2 separate regions of the Homo sapiens genome follow, and region 1 is linked to region 2. The links are chromatin loops, found by intact Hi-C in ENCODE. Cell type or tissue: MCF 10A. All regions are shown on one strand. Links, peaks and the distances in the headings refer to the core of each region. The heading gives the core; the rest is flanking DNA.

Region 1 (5,394 bases), core at 198-5,197, 460 kb after region 2:
ATCAAGAACAGCATGTACATTTTTTGCCTCCATCTGTGTGGTGGAACTTGAAAAATTACATACATTTATTTGTGAAGAAGGTGTGGGAGCATGTAGAGATCAGGCAGAGCTCAGTTTAGGATTCAACCAAGAGTTCAACTTTACTCCATTGCCTCGTTATTAAGGACTTAACCTCTGACATTGCCTTAGTGAGAGAGCATTTATCTATGATGCTGCCTTCAAGGAGCGAGCTCTTCTTTGGTGTTAATTACTAGCATAGCAGCAGGGCCTTTCATAGACTTCTAAGAGGGACGAACACTGTGGTCATCAGGCTTTAAAATATTTTCCCCATCAAGACTTACTATGTATGATATAGATAACTTCTCTGCCTATGCTCACAGGTACTTCCTTGGAGAACAGAAGCCAAATTCTGTCATTGTTTGTCTCAGCCCTCCCCACAGGGCAGTGATGAGAGTACAAATGTGGGACCTGACCCAAGAGTGACACCCTAGAACCTTAATGAGAGAAGATAGGCAAGTATGGGCAAGGTCCCTTATTCGCCCTGCCTACACCTATTTTTAATGAAAGGTGCCTTTTAGGAAGAGTTGAAGAAGCAGTTCTTGGTTTCTGTTTTAAAAATACATCAGTCTGTTAAGGGTAAACATTAGTATTAAAGATAAAAAGTCTGAAGGTAAAGCACGAAGTTATAGTGGTTGAAGTGAGAGTCGGGACTTAACAGCAGTTAGCCCCATATAGGCGAAAGATTCTACCTAAGCAATTGTAAAAATATTTTTTAAGAGAAAGAAAACCTGCTAAGTCATTTTTGAAATTTAAGCAATGAAGAGCTAGAGAGAATTAAAATAAAACCTCAACTATGTAAGAATTGTATAATCATTTATAAAGTCTGATACAGCGTTTTTCTGAAGTATTTCCCCTTTTTTTATGGTGATCCTATTCAAATGTTAAATAAATACAGTAGCTCATAACATATGAAAGAAAAGTTTGACTCATTTCACTTAAAGCTGTTATTTAGGATGTACTTAAGTCAAATATATTCTCAATGGAGTGCTTAATAATGAAGACTTGAAGGTTATACAAAATTTCCTTCAAGGTGAAAAGTAATTTTTAAACAAGAATAACTATTTTTCTAAGGTCTGAAATGCATATTTGGGTTGGTTTAAGAACTCTCACTTTTTCAGTCAATTGGTTATTTGTTGGGAATAACAGTTATCCCTGCAATGGATGATATTCTGATCCTATTTCAAATAATAACTTAGACATAAAATTTGTCTTGAATCAGTGGGTTTTCAAACCTGGCTTGTCATCTGAATCACCTTGGCAGCTTCCCAGCATTTCTGAAAATCAGCGATGCTTACAAGTGCTGCATTGGGTCATCTAGTTCAACTTCCTCCTTTAAGAGAATGACTCAGAAAACTTAGTCTCATTCATATGACAGATCTTCTTAATCCATGTTGAATGATTTTCCATCCCCACCTCAACCCCTAAGATTTTATGTTTCTACTTTCACATCGATTTTACTAACATTCTTTCTTCCCTATAAGGGAATCCACAGTGAAGATGCATTATTTCAGAGGAGACTGGATCAATATTCCTTCTTCAACCTGTCACACAGAGAAGAGAGGCGCCTCTGTTTTCCCATCAGGGATGAGTACAGGAAACGGCAGCATATTTTCCACTTGTGAGTAATTTTTTATCTAATTTTTCAAGTTGAGAAAGATCACCATGCTGTATGAAATATAACCACAACACATAAGACATGTTATAAATTTGAATGTGTGTAGACTAAACAATATTATGGGGTTTTCTACCATTACCCTCTATAAGCATATCTAAATATCTAAAAAGCCTAAATTTCTATAAAGAAATACGTGTCAGAATTAGAGCAAGAAGTCTATCAAATGCAAGGAAACCTTTTATTTTACTTGCGTAAATGGTTCAGAGTTCCTATGTACATTCTTTACCCGGATTCTTCCAATGATAACATGTTACATTACTGCAATACATTTACTAAAACTTGGAAACTGACATTGGAGCAATACTGTAACAAAATCATAGACTAGTGTTTCACAAGTTTTTATATGTACTCTTTCTCTTTTTTTTTACAGTTATATGAAATTTTATTACATAGATTCTGAATTAGTAGTTGATGTAATTAGAAACAACAACAACAAAAAAAACAGTGGAGTTTGCAATGAAGAAGTTTAAGTTATTACTGAGTGCAGACAATGTCATTGTATACTTAGAAGAGCCCAAGTGAATAACCTGAAAAACTACCTGATAAGTAATGAGAGGTTTCAATAATGCAGTAAAGTAAAAAATACGTATTTTCAATCATTCTTACATATACAAACAATAACTGAGTACAACATGTAGTGTAACAAATATACTAAAATAGCATTTTTTAATCTATTAGTATGGCAAAAATCTCAAAACTTGATTTAAAAAAATCTCTTTTTAATAAACTCTATGAGAAATAGGCATGCTCACACATTGCAGATAGGAGTAGAAACTGCCACAATCCCTACGAAAAGCAATTTACTTATGATATTAGAAAATTATAAATTCATTTACTCTTTGACCCAGCAATCCCATTTTGGTAGTTTACCTACAGATATGCCTATACCTGTTTGAAATTATGTATATACAACTTTATTCATTGAAGCATTATTTGAATAATTAAAAGATAATTGACCAACAATAATGAAAGTATAGCACAAAAATAAAAATGATAATGGCAAGAAATTTGAAAACCATGCCCATTAGTAGAGACTGATTAAATAAATTATTGTCTATTTAATGAAACGTTCTGCAACTGTAAAAAAAAAAAAAAGAATGAGGTAGCTATTTATGTACCAATCTTTAGTAAAGATTAGTAAAACTCTCCAAGATATTCTATTATGTGAGAAAAAAACTTGGTGTAGAACAGTATGTATCTTATGCTTCCTTTTTCATAAGAAAGGTGACAAAATGTCTTCATGAAACAACCACTGGAAGGGCACATAAAAAGCTGATCACATGGTTTATGTATGGAAAGAGGGGAATAGAAACTCTCAGCTCACATGGCAAAGATGGAGGTAGACTTTTCACTGGATACTTCTATTTATTTACCAAGTGAATGTATTCTCAATTTAAAATAAGTCAATGAAACTGACAAATTTGTTTCTTTGAACTTCTTTTTCAGCTCAAATTTTGAAATATTATTTATTCGTTAGGGGCCCTTTTAGTCATTTTTTTCTGAATGCAAGTAGGTCCCATCTGCCAATTTTTACATTGGCTGGAGTCATGCCATGGTGACTCATTACAGTGTCACCTTAGCATGCCATGGTTGCAATCCCATGGACTAGCTAAGGATGCAAAACTTATTTCCTGCCTGAACTGCAGGACTTAGTGAAGGCGTGAACTTTTTTAGTCAGGCTTAATTTCAAATCTGGTATTTACCATTTCCTAGCACTTTGACCTTAGGCAAATTACGTAACCTCTCACATCTTGTTTCCTTTATTTAAAATTAAGATAATATACTCACTACAAGGTTGTGAAGATTAAAGGAGTTAACATTATGAAACACCTGTTGAAGCACTAAATAAATGTTAGTTGCCCTTTTCTTTTTCTCTTTGATTTCCACATGGCTTGCTAAATTAGGCAAACTATTTTAAATTAACTGACTTGAGTCAAATGTGTCTCTTATTTATTCATTAATAACTTTTATAGTTATTTGAGGAGTTGATTATTATGATTACGAGTAGTTCTGATTTAACTCTACTCATACAAATTCTGCTTTTTTCTGATATTGTGACTAAGACTATAATTGGCCATCTAAATGTTCAAACTAGTTAAATAGTCTTAATGCATAGCATATTCCTTCATAAGATGCTAATTGGTGGCTTATGGATTTTTTGGAAAAAGTTTATTTCATCAAAACTCTAAATAGATTTTTGATACAGACAAGCTTATCTTTTTCCCTGAGTAGTCAGAATTGATTTTATTGTATGAAACTATATGCTTTGATTTAGAGGCTAGAAGTAGAACATTTATTCCTGAATAATATCATGTTAGTAATAGAGGTGAGGCAGAGATAAATAAGAAAAAGATGAAAGCAGATTAAAAGTCAGATTAACATCTGCAATAAACTTTATCTTCAAAGATTAGTAAATATTCTGAAATATTCTCCTTAGAAAAATGAAGCTACAAGTTAGCTCATCCAGTAGGTATCTGTGATTTATTTGAGAATTCCCAAGCGTACAATTACTGAGACTTATTAAAACTAATGAACTGTCAAAAAAAAAAAAAAAAAAAAACCTTGTTCTGACAGTTCTGACAAGATGGTAAGGAAGACTTTATTACAGAACCATTGCAATAGGTATAAAAGCTATCAAAATACTGGAAAGAAATCAGGCTCAATTCTGAATACAGCAAAAACTAGTGGGAGATTTATAACAAAAGAGCAGTTTGGAGAGTCGTTGGTAGACAAAAAATTACTAAAAGGAGACATGAAGGGCAGCAGGGGTTCTGGTGAAACTGACCTAACAAGACTCTTGCTGAAGGCAGGCCAGAATGGTCAGGTATTGATGGTAGGGCATGAGGAATCTGATTATTAATAGATACTAAGAGTGATCAAATATCAAGGGTTGAGAGATTCTCTCTGAATTAACTTAGCAGGATTCTTGCTATAACTGGACCCCAGGAAAACAGGGAAACCTGAGGTTGAAGCCTAGCTGAGAAGAGGGCTCAGAGGAGCCTGACTACAGTTTGGTCAAAGAGAGTCTTTGTCAGAAACTTATAGCTGAAAGTCAAGACTAAAAAATGAGACACGTTTACACACTTCTTCAAAGGGCTGGCATTTGGCCCCCAAATTCATTTCTGAAAAATTATCCTGAAATTTAATGTTATAAGTGAAATGGTTATCCTTGAGGACAATCTATAATGGAAATAATATTGCAAGATTTGTAGCTGTGTTTGATTCATCACAGCATTACAATATGAAAAAGAGCCAAAGGACGACAAAAATTGCATATTGACGAAATGAACAAAGCCAGCTTTCTCATCATCATCTCTTGCCTTTATTGGATGAAAGCACTTTTCACCAAGTTCTGAGAAAAAAAAATATGTCCTTAGAACCATGTTGACCAATAACATCACAAATGGCCCCTGTAATTGTCTCTAAACAGTATTTTTTTAAAAAATAGAATGCATAGAAAAAAAAAGGACCAAAGCTTTAGTGTTTTTGTTTTGTTTTGTTTTGTTTTGTTTTAATGGGAAAAGCCTTTCCTTGATGTGCATGAAGATGCAGTTTCTATTAGCCTTTATGTGGGACATATGCCTGCACCGATGGTGAATTCTTTCAATCAAGTTATAGGTAGAAAGGTCATAAGAAAGAGAGAAACATTGGTATGAAGC
Region 2 (5,394 bases), core at 117-5,116:
GAAACATGGAGATTAACTTTGGATTCCCAGGCCCTTCCCTCTGCCTTGCTATTAAAATGCATGTAGCAGGCAGACATTTATGAAAGAGGAGCACGGGGGAAAGCAAACGAGCATAGGAAGAACACAAAAACCAGAATAAAACAAAGAGAAGGGTAATCAAGTGAGATAATCCTAATGCTGTAAAGACAGGGGCACTCAAAATAATCACTGCCATCATATTTTCATTCATTTACTTTTGGTATGTTATGTTAAAGACAGGTTTGCAGTAAAGAGTGCTTTTCAAACAAAGCAGGTCTCTGCTATATAAATAAATCACATAGAGCTCTAATAATGAATAGTATATATACCATTGGATTTGGTAGTCTAACAATGTTAAGTAGTATGCCTCTTTTTAGCAATTTCATATGGTAATAATGACTGAGAATCTATTTATAATACAGGCTATTGTATCACCCATCTCCCTGTAAAAATGTTTGGTTAATGCCTTTTTTTGGAAAACCATAGGCCTTACTAAAGTAAAAACTAAGCTTTCCATTTGTTTTATTTGTTTTACAATACATGACAAATATTAGAAAAACATGTACACCATTATTGTGTTGTTACATCCTATTTTGTTTCTAAAATGGCGTTTGTTTGAAATAACTCAATAATGGTAATAATAAGCCTCTATCAATCATCTTACTTGAAATGAGACCACAGCGTTTTAAAACCATAATAGCTATGTCATTAAAGACAACTGTTTTTCTTTCATTTGGTTGCATTGGTCATTAATGGCTGCTCAATGAATAGATGGAGGAAAGAAAACCTGAGGCAAAAGGATCATAAAGTGTTATTATTAAAAGCATATTCCTTGGCATTTCACTTAAATTTACATTTCAATAGATTCTTCTCTGTTATACAATTGTTACTCGCTTTTTAAAATCATTTTTCAAACATTGTATCTTTGTATCTTTTTTGTTTATCATGCAATAACAGTTTCCAGAGCTTCTGTTATAATAAAATCAGTGGAATAGAAATGCTTTGACCTCTGTAATATGCACAATAAAGACTATGGTAAGAAAGTCACAAGCTTATGTTACACTCAAAGACAAAAATTAGGCAGAAAACAACTTATCAACCCTGCCTGCATCTATCAGCTCTTCAGGGAAGAGCATCATTTAAATCTCCTTCTCAACCAACCTGAGTAGAAGAAATATATTCACTTACCTGTCTAATCAAACAGCAAATGTAATAATTTGGCATGATTATGAGAAGAGGAAAAACTTTGTAGGCTATCAGTTTGATTTCATGATTTTTCAACATAATTCATTTCTAACAGCATGGTACATATTCTAAAGTAATTCATAAGGGTTAGTCTCTATTCTTTGAGATTTACATGGCTACTAAGGGATGTAATAAGTCAGGAAAGATATAGTACCTTGTAGTAACACTATGTGCCATAAAATGCTAAGAAGCACTTTTATGCCACTCCTTATTTCCTCCTAGGGCTCAGAAAAGGAGTATGTGGTACCACCACCAAGAATGAGAATTGATCTGCTAGCATTGCCTTTGTGTAGATTATAAAACCTGCATCATCTAAAGCTAACCTTTAGGCAAGTAGATGTCTGACTCTTGCTGAGGCATTTTGATGAATATTGTATTTGTACCACGCCATTAAACTCTAAACCATCACTACATGATGCTTTATAGATAAAATGTTTCATTAATTCTATATTTTGCTCCAATCTCAGAATGCAATTATAAGAATACAATTTTTTTTTTTTTTTTGAGACAGAGTTCACTCTGTCACCCAGGCTGGAGTGCAGTGGCGCTGTCTAGGCTCACGGCAACCTCCACCTCCTGGATTCAAGTGATTCTCCTGCCTCAGCCTCCCGAGTAGCTGGGACTACAGGCATGTGCCACCACACCCAGCTAATTTTTTTTTTTTGTGTGCATTTTTAGTAGAGAAGGGGCTTCACCATGTTAGCCAGGATGGCCTCGATCTCCTGACCTTGTAATCTGCCCGCCTCAGCTTCCCAAAGTGCTGAGATTACAGGCATGAGCCACCACTCCCTGCCATAAGAATACAAATCTAAAGATTTTTGTCACAGTTGACTTTTTGACATCACAATCCTAATAGTATTTTAGTTACATTAATGAATAACAGTAACTCTCAAAGATAGATTTTTATTTTCTAGTTTTGTAGCTACTGTGAGATTGGCAAAATTTCTGTTAATACAGAAGGAAATGTTCATATTTAAATTTTACTCATAATCTTAGGTAGAAATACTTCATATTTTGTCATCATGGAAATACTAAAAATATAGATTTATCACTTACATGACAATGCCTAACTTTTAAAATATTATACCTATATTATATATAGTGGTAAACTGCAAGAATGATATCCTTTCTTTCACTTTCCCTCCATGATTCACTGGTAGAATAATAGCTACCAGTTTCTGAAGGTTTGCTATGGGTCAGTATATGGATTACACAATTTACATATTTTTAATGCACTATTTATAACAAATGTGTGAAGGAAGGTGTCATCATCCTAATGTTTAGGTGATGAAACTGAAATACCAAAAGGTGAAATAGTTTGCCCCTAGGCAGTTAGAAAAAGGAGCTAAGATTCAATTTGGCATCAGATTCATCCCAAAGACTCCGCCTGTTGACTATTTCATACTGCTCATTTGTAATGGGGAAACTATTTCATACTGCTCGTTGGTAGTAGTGCAAACTCATTTAGGTCTCAAGGCCTGGGAATAATTCTCTATGTCTTGTGACTTTGCCTTCTGGGTGCATTTCTTTGCCCTTAGAGTTACTGTTCTTTTTTTTGAATGAGTAGCGTGTGCTTGCAGCTGAGTAGTGTTATCAGCCTGTTTCCTGCCTGTAGAATTTGGGGAGTCTGATAGATTTCTTATATTATGTCTTCTCTCTGTCCCTTTCCATTCAGGTTGGCAGTGTTTCTGCTGGGATAACATTCTCAGGAATGTTATCCATGTAGGTCTTCCATGTGTGTGTCCTAGATTCACTTAAACAGACAAGAGGCTTGTCCACATATCTTTTCTGGATAATCCCATCCCTATTTTTCATTTCTGATGAGTGAGGGAACCCATAAGTCATCTGCCTAATCCTTTCAGTGAGCCCTCTGTGAGAGGGAACATTCTGACCTTTGGATTTTTCCAGGCAGTAGCAAAAGGTTGCCCAGCCACACCTTTGGCTTTCTCTCCAGAGCATACTTTTCTGGAATGAATCTCCTAATTTTGGCCGTCTGAAAAGGCTGATAATTTCCAAAATCATCAAGTCTAGTTTCTCTTTGCTTAACATTTCTTCCTTCAATCCATCTCTTTCCTCTTACATTTTACTATAAGCAGAAAATGAAACCAACCATCCTTTCAACTCTGTTCATGGAAATCTCCTCAGCTAAATGTTTGAATTTATAGTTTCCATGTTTCGTTTACCATATAACTGCTTGCCATATTACTTGTGTCGGACATGTGTCAACTAAGCTTTCTGCCACTACATAATATTATATGATATTTCCTCCATTTTCCAATAACATATTCCTCACTCTACTGTTCAAAGCAATCTAGGCTGTTTTCATCATGTCCCTCAAAACTCTTCCAGTCCTGCCCACTGCCTAATTCCATAGCCCCTTCCACATATTTTTTATTTGTTGTAACCCACTTCCAGGTACCAAAATTAACATTTGTTTCTGATGGTTGTTATAACTGATTACCACAAATTTAGTGACTTAAAATAATACAAGTCTCATGGTTTTGGAGGTTAAAAATCCAAAATAGTCTCACTGGGCTAAAATCAAGCAGTCAACAGAACTGTGTTTTTTTCTGGAGGTTTTGGGAAAGAATCTGTTTCCTTACCCTTTGCAGCTTCTATAGGCTACCTACATCCCATGCCCCATGTCCTCCTTCTGTCTTCAAAGCCATCAACTGCATCACTGATCTCTCCTTCTGTCATTACACCTCCATCTCTGACTCTGACATTCCTGTCTGCCTCTCACTTGTAAGGACCATTGTCATTACATTCACTGAGTGCAACGTAACAATCCAAGATAACCTCTCCATCTCAAGCTCTCTAACTTAATTGCTTCTGTAATGAGGATGTGGGTGTCTGTGGCCAGCCATTATTCTGCCTACCTAGGTGTTCCTGGGCTAAGTCTTCCCCTTTGCACTTGGGGGTCCACAATCTGGTAAGCAGTTGCTCACATGCTTGGTCCAAGGAATATACTTAATACAGTCTATCCACATACACAGAGCTGTGTCTCAGATATTGTAAAGGGAGGGACATAATGGAGGAAAAAAGCAACTATCACAATAACAAAGAAAATTCTTAGCAGCTGTCCACGTCTCTATTCTTAGTTATGAAATGTTCACAGAACAGCCATCACACAAATCCAAAAATCATCACTGTAAAACAGAAAGACCAAAGCATAGTATCTCTCTCTGAAAAAATAGAAATAACTTAGCAAAGAGAATTCTGAGAGAATTTTGAGAAGATACACTACAAAATAAGGAATGAATTCCCTGACAGTGGAACAATTCCTAAAACAGAAGATCTTATATGCATTAAATATATATGTAACTTTATGTACAAACAATGAAAGTTGAAAACAGAGAAACATCCCATATTACAGACATTAGGAATAACAGAGAAAAGATAAACTATCCAGAGGACCTAAGCAGTCAGTGCAATATCCACTAAAGTAAAATCTCAGAGAGAATAAAGAAAATGGAGGGGATAAAATTATTAGAAAAAAAATCCAAGGTATATATTTTAAGATGGTCATGCCTCATTGAGCACTCACTCAGTGACTGAAAAAGTGACCTCCAGACACATGCAATCACAAAATCTTCAAGATTCAAGGAAAATAGAAGAACAAAAAAGACTAACAAATAAGAATGACCTCAGAATTCTAATTAGTAACACTAAATTCTAGAGAAAAAATAATGCCTGAAAGTTATGAGAAAATGTTTTTAAACTGGAAGTAATTAGCCAGCCAAAATAATTTTTAAAATAAGGCCATATTAAATTAGATTTTTCATACATGTATTTAACCAGGAAGCTTACTTTTTTGGACCTCTTTTAAAAAGTTACTTGGTGATAAATTTTGATCGTATACAATAAAAATGAAAAGGTTACAATTAAGTAGTTATCATAGATTTCGCAGAACAATGGGCTTCACCTATGAGTGCAATGAATATACGTCCTAGAATAATAGCTATCTGATAATCCAATACATAAACTGATGTAAATTAGAAAAATAATTTAGCAGGCTTTAAAAAGTATACCTCAAGAAGAAATTGGATTTGTCTGAGCAGAAGAAAATTCTTAACAACAAAGTGAGCATATAGAGCACAAACTTTTTTCTTTTTGTCAAAAAGAATAAAC

The links. Peaks named below come from ENCODE experiments on the same cell type or tissue, not always from the same donor. Only the 100,000 strongest peaks of a DNase experiment are listed, where the experiment ranks them.
Region 1: a loop joins it to region 2, with 4 times the contacts of the local background. A loop is called at or near these places in 1 of 110 quality-filtered maps.

What each region holds. Positions count from the first base shown.
Region 1 is chr4:124,638,162-124,643,555 of GRCh38, reverse strand. No RefSeq gene overlaps it. Among named protein-coding and RNA genes, the nearest start is that of ANKRD50, 72 kb to the left of the region's middle. In MCF 10A, for the core only: no CTCF peak of the experiment used is centred there; DNase peaks (open chromatin) are centred at 1,335 and 3,315.
Region 2 is chr4:125,099,166-125,104,559 of GRCh38, reverse strand. No RefSeq gene overlaps it. Among named protein-coding and RNA genes, the nearest start is that of FAT4, 210 kb to the left of the region's middle. In MCF 10A, for the core only: no CTCF peak of the experiment used is centred there; a DNase peak (open chromatin) is centred at 2,599.